2 separate regions of the Homo sapiens genome follow, and region 2 is linked to region 1. Evidence: read pairs that join two places in POLR2A ChIA-PET (ENCODE). Cell type or tissue: OCI-LY7. All regions are shown on one strand.

What was found. ChIA-PET counts read pairs that join two places held together with the same protein. Peaks named below come from ENCODE experiments on the same cell type or tissue, not always from the same donor. Only the 100,000 strongest peaks of a DNase experiment are listed, where the experiment ranks them.
Region 2: POLR2A ChIA-PET joins it to region 1 with 11 read pairs; 6 of 35 experiments call an interaction of 5 or more read pairs at or near these places.

What each region holds. Positions count from the first base shown.
Region 1 is chr1:94,862,601-94,867,600 of GRCh38, forward strand. It overlaps SLC44A3 (solute carrier family 44 member 3), which reads left to right. Exons shown (of 15, transcript NM_001114106.3): 11 at 2,143-2,299; 12 at 4,731-4,817. Among named protein-coding and RNA genes, the nearest start is that of SLC44A3, 45 kb to the left of the region's middle. RefSeq lists an enhancer at 3,758-4,259. In OCI-LY7, no CTCF peak of the experiment used is centred here; no DNase peak of the experiment used is centred here.
Region 2 is chr1:94,976,670-94,981,669 of GRCh38, forward strand. It overlaps ALG14 (ALG14 UDP-N-acetylglucosaminyltransferase subunit), which reads right to left. Exons shown (of 4, transcript NM_144988.4): 4 at 1-5,000. Among named protein-coding and RNA genes, the nearest start is that of CNN3, 52 kb to the left of the region's middle. In OCI-LY7, no CTCF peak of the experiment used is centred here; a DNase peak (open chromatin) is centred at 2,712; H3K27ac peaks cover 574 bases.

The DNA.
Region 1 (5,000 bases):
ACATCCAAAGGAAGGGGGAAGCTGGGCTTCATGGGGCATATGCTAGAGTCGCCTTACCCTCTAACACTGCCCGTGTCTTCCTTATTGCCACTACCCACAGAATTGGGGTGGATGTGGTCCAGTGGGAAGATCTAGAGAGAGATGAGGAAGGCTGACTGGGGGCCCAGTCCTCCCCAGCCTCCTAATACACTCATCGCTGGGTTGCCCCATATGCTCAACACTGGAATGTTGTCCCCCAGGTCAATTCTTAAAATATGAATAAGTCCAGAGGTAAGTATTATATTTAGCATCACTGGGTGTGTCAGATCCTCTTCCTGAAGGCAGGTTTGGCTGGTTGTGAGGGAGACAGAGCTGGAGGCACTAGCCCCACACACAGCAGGGGAGAGGTGGTAGGATGACGTTACCTTTGAACATGGAAATGAGTCTGAGACTAGGTGGGGGCCTCAGAGACACACCACTTCATTAGCCTTTTTTTTCTGTAGGGCTGTTTCTAGTTTTGAGGGCAGGTATTGAGTGACTCCTGGCTCCAAGAGCTGGCTTGGGTTGAAAGGGCCCTCTTTTTAAGTTCCGTCTCCCATCACGTGATAACCCAGCTTCTGGAACCTCTGCATCTTCTTCCAGCCAAGCCAGGCAGAGCCTCCAGCCATAACCAGGATGTGTTACAGACTAGGGAAGCTGAGGCAGTGCAGGTACTCCTCTGCCTGAAGTGGTTAACCCCATCACAGTGAAACCTCAGAAAGCTGATGCCTAACCCCAAACTCTAATACCTGGAGGGCTAACCCCAAGGCCCTCATTCACAGAGGCCTATGAATCATGTGTTTCCCTACCAGATGGAAAGCAGGTGTTGTCCTCTTCTCCCTGCCTCCCCTCTTGAGCACCATAATAAGTTCTAAGGCACACAAATCTCCTCAATGGAAAAGTAAACGTTCTTCCTTAAAAAAAAAGAAAAATGAGGGAAGGGAAAAAAAAGTGTGTCAGATTTTCCTGGCCTACACTACTCTTCTAGTTTATCAGATCTAAATGAATTCCTATTAGCAATAGCTTCCGTGGTTTTTCCTACTTTAAATAACACTGTGTTGAAACACACATCCTTTTTTTTTGTGGGACAACTGGGTTGCAGTTTTTCAGCTCCCAATATTACTTTCATGTTCTCTTTTTCTTCCTGGCTGATTTGAGTAACAGCAAAATGCAGCCATTGCCAACTCTTGAAACATTTCTGGCTGCCTTCCTTTTCCTCTCTCAAAACCTAGGCTGCTGTCAAAACCTTAATTCATAGTGACTTATTAGCAACCAGAGCAAGTTGTAGAATAATCCATTATAAAGAAACCAAGCTTCACTTGGAATCTGTGAAGTTGCTTCTCAGAAAGACCTTATTTTCTAGAACTGGCTTCAGCGGGAATTCAAAGGGTCACCCGTGGGGTGGCATCAGCCCCCACTCCTTTGTTTTATCTTTCAGGGTTAGGGGAGAGTGATGGCTGTGCCCATTCTGTTCTTTCTCACTTTTTTTTCCCTGCCTGTGAAACTGACTTGTACACATTCTTGGGAGCTGCGTCATGACAAGTCCCGTAAATGATTCACACTGAAGTGACCTTTAAAGAGCAGAGTAGAAACCAGCAGGATTTGGGGAGCCTAGAGCTGTGTAGGAGCCAAGCACCCAGGGCTTTCTGTCCCTTTCCTGTAAGTGGGAGCTCACTATTACCTCTCTGGCCACTGATCCTGGTCATGTGATTTGGTGATGATTTTTAATCACCAGGTGAATGCTGGCAATATTTATGTATACTCCTGTGTAAGTTAAACCTTGGAGATTGTGCCGCAATTAAAATTCTGAAAGTGAAAATGAGATGAATAGGCACCCTAAAGGGTTGGTGGATGGGCTCTGCATTATGAAGAGGGAAACTTTTTTAACTCATCAATTTTTTTAAATTTTTTCTGTTTTATTTGTAGCATTAAGTGGCACCAAAACGAATTAAATTAATACAAGAAACAATTTAACCGAAGCTACCAAGGAGTATAAAAAGTTCGCCAAATGCTTATTATGTCACAACTTTCTAAGTTGTTAGTACCACAGATGATTGGAACCAGAGAGCTTTTGCTGCTTTATAAAAAGTGTTTTTAAAATGCTATCCTTTTCCCTATTTCCAGAAGTAAAAATGATCCTCCTGATCATCCCATCCTTTCGTCTCTCTCCATTCTCTTCTTCTACCATCAAGGAACCGTTGTGAAAGGGTCATTTTTAATCTCTGTGGTGAGGATTCCGAGAATCATTGTCATGTACATGCAAAACGCACTGAAAGAACAGGTAAGGCTACCTCCTGATACACAGCACGTTCTGTGTTTGGGTTGCCAGAAACTTAATTACTGGAAAACTACAGCAGGTCCCAGGACAGAAATGTGACCTGTGACAGCGGGCCGTGCAGAAAGCTCCTGCACTCCTCAGCTCCCATCCCCCGCCTCTCCCAGCAAAACTTTTATTTTCCCAGAGTCTGTGTTTTGTTTATGGTTTTGTTTATTGGGTTTTCTCCAACTCGGTGGAGATGGCGTGGGGAGGGAGTAGTTCTGAGTTAGCTGATTTTCCTTCTTATGTAAATGCCAAACAGACGGGATGAACTCTTAAGGTGAAATTTAAACAAGTTTTTTTGTGAACATTTATCATGCCTTTTTAAGTAAAAAAATATACCATAAGATAGGAATAATATTTGTTCATTTCTGTTTTGATGCTAAAATATTGCCTGCCTTTTGTGTTTCCTAGAGACAGTCATGGGAAATTCCTGGTGTGTGTGAGGAAGAACGAGGGAGAAAAGGAGAGGGTTTGAATGAGAGTGTGTATGTGTGTGTACATGCGTGTGTACACATGCGCTTGAGAGTGAGAAATGGGCAAGCTGACCTACATCTCAGCTCAAAGGACAGAGAACTGTAGGGCTTTTGTGCCTGGGGGATTTCTCCTCCTAGTTTTTATTTCCATGCACATTTGGTTATGAATGCCAGTGGAAACCAGAACACCAGGAAAACAGCTGTTCTCATGGTATTTCTGGCCTGCCAAACAAGAGAAGATTGGACTTTTCCCAAGTCTTCTGTTCTCACACAATGTTAATCTCTTCCCCCGTCACCACCTTAGAGTTGGTGACTTGGTCAGTTTCACAAACTTACCTGATTCCAACCTTTTGAGTATAGCTATGTGTCCTTAGTAAATTCAGGACATTTTACCAATAGGTTTACATTGTATTTTGGAATTGTTTTCATTTACTTTTTAAAAAGATATCTGAATTGTTGATATTTTAAAATCTATAACCAAGATTTAAAGTTAGTTTATCAATTAGAAGCAATTGATTGGATAACACATAAAATTATCTGGCTTCCTTATCTGGAAATGCATGCTAAGCAGTTGCCCCTGATTGTAGAATATTTTCTTGTATTTCTATTAATATTTTGCTTGGCCACATTTTGATGACTTGAAGAGGCATTTCCATATCCAGGGCAAAACTAGCTACTTTTGGCTCCTGCATTTTGAAATCAATCCTTCAGTCTTAGGAAACTTGCAGGATTTCTTGAAGAACAGGACAGCGTTTTATTTTAAATCTATTTGTGATATGTGTGTGTGCGCATTGGTAATAGATAATCATAAATTAATGAGCAGCCGGGAGCTTGCTCTCCCTCCTAAAGCTAGGCATTTTAAACTCTCTGGGGAAACGGCCTTTCATAAATCTAAAAGAGAAGGCCCAAGGACCTCAGTGGAAGGCCCAAGGTCTCTCTGACTGAGGTCTAAAAGGTTATTTATCACTTCCCAGATCCCACAAGGACCAAGGGCCAAAATTGCTTTTAGTGATGTCACTATTGGGAAAATGTGTCCTTTCTTAGGTTAAAAAAAAATTTCTTCCTCAGCAGCCTTACTGCCCCACACTGTGTCTACAATTTAAATGTCTCACACAGCCACTGTGTGATTTTCCCTAGTTAAATAGGCTCATTCACCAACACAGCCAGGCTGAAAAGTGTCCAGATCAAGTTTCATCCAATTGAATTCACATTGGGATGAGAAAATGTCCATATAAGGCTGAGTTATTCCTGGGGTCCTCATCCTAGGCTATTTCAGGATTGTTTTCAGGGATGTGTTCACTCTGGAGAGTGGGTAGGATGCCTCCGAGCACCCTTCCCCCAAGAGGTTCATTAAAGTATTCATTCTTAAGCTATGCACAAGTTCAAGTTATATTTCAAAGGAGTAATTTATCCCTCGAAATTTAGTCCTGAAAAAAATCTCACTACAGGATTTATTTCCTCCAGAGTTAAACTTGATTCTTTATTTATGTGGGCACATAACTAGTACCTACAGTGTATTATTTGTTTTTTTTGTTTCTGGGATGTGGATTTTTCGTGAATATAAACTTTGGTTTGAAAAAGCAAAGTGTACCATTTCAGACACTTAAGGGCAGATGAAGGGGGAAGAGAGGTTTTTTTTTTTACTGGAACCAGAAGGCCTGCTTTTGTTTTGCTGTTCAGTATGGACTAACCTCCCTAATAGCACCCCTAACACGTAAGTCCACAAGACAGAAATGTTGCTCCTCAGTAATACTAGAACCATAATTAGTAGTAGTAGTATGCACACAATAGAACTTCTCCCACGCCACCAGTGTTTCCCCAGGTGCATAAGTAAAAACTGTGTTTCCTCAGAAACTGCCTGCTTTTCTTCTTTCCTGTGTTGTTTTTGACTCTGTTCCTTTGTTCTCAACCTGATCCAGCAGCATGGTGCATTGTCCAGGTACCTGTTCCGATGCTGCTACTGCTGTTTCTGGTGTCTTGACAAATACCTGCTCCATCTCAACCAGGTACGTCTCTACCTCTTGCCTCAGGAACACACAGAAGGGTCCAAAGGTGGGCTTCATCTCTTAGGTCAAGGTTTGGCAAATTCTTCTCTAAGGGGCTAAATTGTGTAAACATTTTAGGCTTTCAGACCAGTCTCTCTGTCACAACCACTCAATTCTGCCATCATGGCAGGAAAGCAGCCATAG
Region 2 (5,000 bases), 110 kb after region 1:
TGACAGAGTGAGACTCCGTCTTAAAGAAAAAAAAAAAAGATGTCCCCTAATATTCCACCCCCTGATTTACATGCCCTGGATAATCTACTATCCGTTAGTATGGGTGGGATCTGTGAATATCATGACATGTCATTCCTCTGATTATGTTACATTAACATGGCAAAAGGGACGTAATTATGATCCTAATCAGTTGACCTTGAATTAATCAAAAGGGAGATTACACTGACTCAGTCATGTGAGTCCTTAAAAGATAGGAAGCAGGCCACCACAAATCCTACAACTGCAAGGAACTGAATTCTGCCAACAACCATCTGAAGGTATCTGAAAAGGATTCAGAGTTGCAGATCAGAACTCAGCCTTGGCCATCATCTTGATTTCAGCCTTTTGAGATCTTGAGCAGAAAACCTTCTTTGCCTGGATTTCTAACCTACAGAGATAATGTATTGTTTTAAGCCAATATATGTGTGGCAATTTTTTACACAGCGATAAAACTAATACACAGATCACTGACTGACTAAAGAGGAGATAGGCCGGGCGCAGTGCCGCATGCCTGTGATTCCAGCACTTTGGAAGGCCAAGATAGGAGGATTCCTTGAGACCAGGAGTTTGAGACCAGTCTGGACAACATAGTGAAACCCTGCCTCTTATTTTAAAAAAAGAAGAGATGAATTCGCTGATGTGACATTATGTAAAGCAGCAGTTCTTAAAATGTGGTCCAAGGTCCTGGGGAGTCTTCAAGACGTTTTTAGGGGTTTATGAGGTCAAAACTATTTTCATAGTAATATTAAGATGTTATTTGCCTTTTCCTTGTCATTCTTATGATGGTATAGTTTTCCAGATGCTACAAGATGTGTGATGATATTGTTCTGACAGCCAGTGGAATATGTCCTTTTATATTCTTGCGTTTAAAATTTTTGTCTAGTTTCTACAATGGTAAATATTGACAAATATAGCTCACACAAACAAAAGCTCATTGGGATATATTTTTTTTTTTTCTGAGGCAGGGTCTCACTCTGTCACCCAGGCTGGAGTGCAGTGCCATGATCTCGGCTCACTGCAACCTCCACCTCCCAGGCTCAAGTGATCCTACCACCTCAGCCTCCCAAGTAGCTGGAACTATAGGTGTGCATCACCATGCCTGGCTAATTTTTGTATTTTTTTTGTAGAGATGGGGTTTTACTGTGTTGCCCAGGCTGATCTCAAACTCCTGGGCTCAGGTGATCCATCCACCTCGGCCTCCCAAAGTGCTGGGATTACAAGTGTGAAACACTGTGCCCAGCCAGTTTTCAATAATTTTTTAGTATAATGAGGTCCTGAGATCAAAACGTTTGTGAAGCACTGGTCTAGATAAAATATAACTGAAGTGAGCCTAGACAAGTCTGAAGCTATAATTTTTTTCTTTTTTTTTTTTTGAGGTGGAGTCTCGCTCTGTCCCCCAGGCTGGAGTGCAGTGGTGCCATCTCAGTTCACTGCAACCTCCACCTCCCTGGTTCAAGCAATTATTTGCCTCAGCCTCCCAAGTAGCTGGAATTACAGGCGCCCGCCACCACGCCGGCAAATTTTTTGTATTTTTAGTAGAGATGGGGTTTCACCATCTTGGCCAGGCTGGTCTTGAACTCCTGACCTTGTGATACACCCACCTTGGCCTCCCAAAGTGCTGGGATTACAGGCGTGAGCCACCATGCCTGGCCAAATAATTTATGTATTTAATTAGTGCCTATGTTTTGTACAGAGCTGTGGTGTAAATACTATCAAAAGTGGAACAAGGATACAAAACTAGAATGAGGTACAGTCCCTGAAGACAAACATAAATAATCAGCAATAGCATTCATTATTCCTTCCACAGGTGTTTCTAAGAACAAGGACTGCAATTCGATGGTATATAACTCAGCACTAACCTTTGGTATGGGTGGCTATGTCACAGAGTTATTTAGAGAATTTGCTCAAGCTAAATGAAGACAAAGACTTTGTGGGTGGGGCAAAATCTAAGTTGGGAGTGAAGTAGAAGGAGGACAAATATTTAAGGCATTATCCTTTGGAACTCAGGTAAAATACCACTTTCTTAGAAAGGCCTTTCCTGATTTCCCTATCTAGAACACCAACTACCTTCTACTCCGTCATAGTACCCTGTTACCCCATTTATTTCCTTTTGAGGACATTTTTTCTTTTTTCTTTAAAAAAAAAAAAAAACACCTAACGTAGCTATTAAGGTAAGCCTGGCTGGAGCTAGAATGCCTTGGTTCAAATCTGAGCTTTGTCACTTTCTAGTTCTATAATCTTTAATAAATTACTTAACCTCTCTGTGGTGTAAATATTATAAAAAGTGGAACAAGGGCCGGACGTGTGGCTTACACCTGTAATTCCAGCACTTTGGGAGGCCAAGATGGGTGGATCACCTGAGGTTGGGAGTTCAAGATCAGCCTGGCCAACATGGTAAAACCCTGTCTCTACTAAAAATACAAAAATTAGCCAGGTGTGGTGGTGCATGCCTGTAATCCCAGCTACTCGGGAGGCTGAGGCACAAGAATCGCTTGAAGCCAGGAGGCAGAGGTTACAGTGAGCCAGTAAGGTGAGATTGCACCACTGCACTCCAGCCTGGGCGATGGAGCGAGACTGTCTCGAAAAAAAAAAAAAAAAAAAAAAAAGAAAGAAAAAAGTGAAACAAGTATACAGAACTAGCATGAGGGGAAGTCTCTGAAGACAAACATAAGTAATTAACAAAATCATTCATTTGTTCCTTCCACAGGTGTTTCCTCAGTTCCTCAATAAAACTTGCTCATCAAGCAAGAAATTTTTGTTGAAGAGCTGGCTTAGGTTGTAACTATGGGACTGAAAAGGAAAGGGTAGATATGAACTAAGTCAAAGGCAGAATCAATAGGTGATGACAAAGGAGAGGAACAGTAAAAGTAATTTCAAGGAGAGAAGAGGAAGACGAGAAAATTCTGGGGATAATGAAACAAAAAAGGCAACCAATTATAATTGGGTAAAGAAAGAGTGAAAAAGCAAAAATGATCCCAAAGTTTGTTGCTTGAGGGACATGATAGAAGCTAGTGGGCTAGCATTAGTTAACTACTCCAGTGCGAAAAGGAGGAGCTATGTCAAATTCATGTTTAAAATGAGTGGGCAGCAGGAACACAGTTGTAGATGATTTGTTTTTAGAGTGCTAGAGGGATGGGCCCTAACAAAAGAATGTTGAAGGCGGACAAGATTTGGGTGTCTGCTCATTGTGCGCCAGGGCTGAAGTCATGGGAAGAAACCCCGTGAGGCTCAAACGCTGACCTGTAGGGAGAAGGACAATTTTCTTTAACACTTACAATGATGTTCTTATTGTTGGTAAAAGGTGCTTAATACATTGCTATCAAATGCCTTTTGGGGGATGGGGCTTTTCAGAAAAAAAAAAAAGCACTCATTCAACCCAAGGAACTGTATAGTAAAGGGGTACGTTTCTCAATTTTAACTTACCATGTATCTTTGAAAGGTAGAATGATGTGTTCCAAGTTGCTTTTATAAGGGGAAGCTTGGGTCATCTCCTTCCTAGCAAGGACATCTTGCTATTCAACTCACAATTGTCACCACTCCTCTTGTTGACACGGTTTCATAGCACTCTTCGTTCCAGGCTAAAGTTTCCTGTCATGATTTTTGGGCATCCTTTTTGAAACAGTTAGACATTCTGACCTGGCAAGCTACTGAGACCTTTTAGGATAGCTGGACTGTAGATAGAAATCTTCCAGGGAAGTAGGTGTGGGCAGGATGTGTGGTTTCCCTGCCTCTCATTTGAAGACTGATTCAATTAATTTTTTCATGAACAGTCTCCTACAGTAAAAGTTGCATTCAGAGTGTTCTAAGAGAAACTGGAAGGGACAAGCTAGCTACTCATCTTCTTCAGTTTGAGTTGGGACTGGCGCACTATCTTTCTGAATGTCACAGAAATGCACAGCAGGGAAATTGTGCCACCAGCCCCCTCTGCTAATGGGACCTTGAGGACTCAAATTAGCCATAACAGTAACACACAGCAGAGCATGCACTTGTTTACCAGAGTAATCTGAATGATCAGGAAGATGCAATAACACATGTCTCAGCCTGGCTCTGAATGAGTACACAGCAGCCTGAACCTATGAAAGATATAACATTTCTAAACTTTTGGTGATATAACACATACACATTCTTTCTCTGACATTCCAGGCTAACCACTGTCTTAAGTTAAGGCTCTGCAAAACATCTGGGACATATGTTTCTGGAAAAAATTATAGCATCTTTTCTACAATTCTCTCTGGTCTGATCTTTGTTAAGCTCTGACCTGACAGAAGCCTCTGCAGCAGGATTACCTGTGGGGGCCCAGGGAAGCTGCCCCACAGCACAGAGAGGCATTCACTAAACGCAGTTCACTTTCCCTTACCATTCATTTACCTAGTGCCACTCAGGGAACAAAGTACAGAGCAGAGAAAGCCTTAAACAGCAATAAAATGCAGATGCTGTTGTCCCTGAAAAAATCACTTTCTTTCTAGAACAGTCAAGGCTTATTTCACCTCAGCCCCTGGTTGTATGATACTAATACGCTCTGATACTCCAGGGAAGCAACCAGTGACTGAGATTTGAGGATTAAAATCAAAGCACAATGAACTATCATTTGGCTGCCCCAGGCCCACTAAATCCAGACAGCAAAGTGTTCTCACCATTCTGAGACACCTTCGGCTACACATTTCTCCAGCCAAAAACCTAGGAAGATGTCCGGCTGACAGATGCGCCTGTTACATGATTCAGAGAAGACAGTTTTTTTGTTTTTTTTGCTTTTTTTTTTTAAAAAAAAAAAAAAGAAAAAAGGCTGGATCAGCCTCAGGATTTTAATCTTACATGATCGTGGATAATCATGTCTCTTTTCACAAAAATTCAATCACTTCACTAATCACTATTTATTAGATTTATATCATACTTATAAAGCAAAAGATTTAAGAGGAAAAAACCTATATATACTACAGGAGAGAATCTTCTCTTTTCTGTTT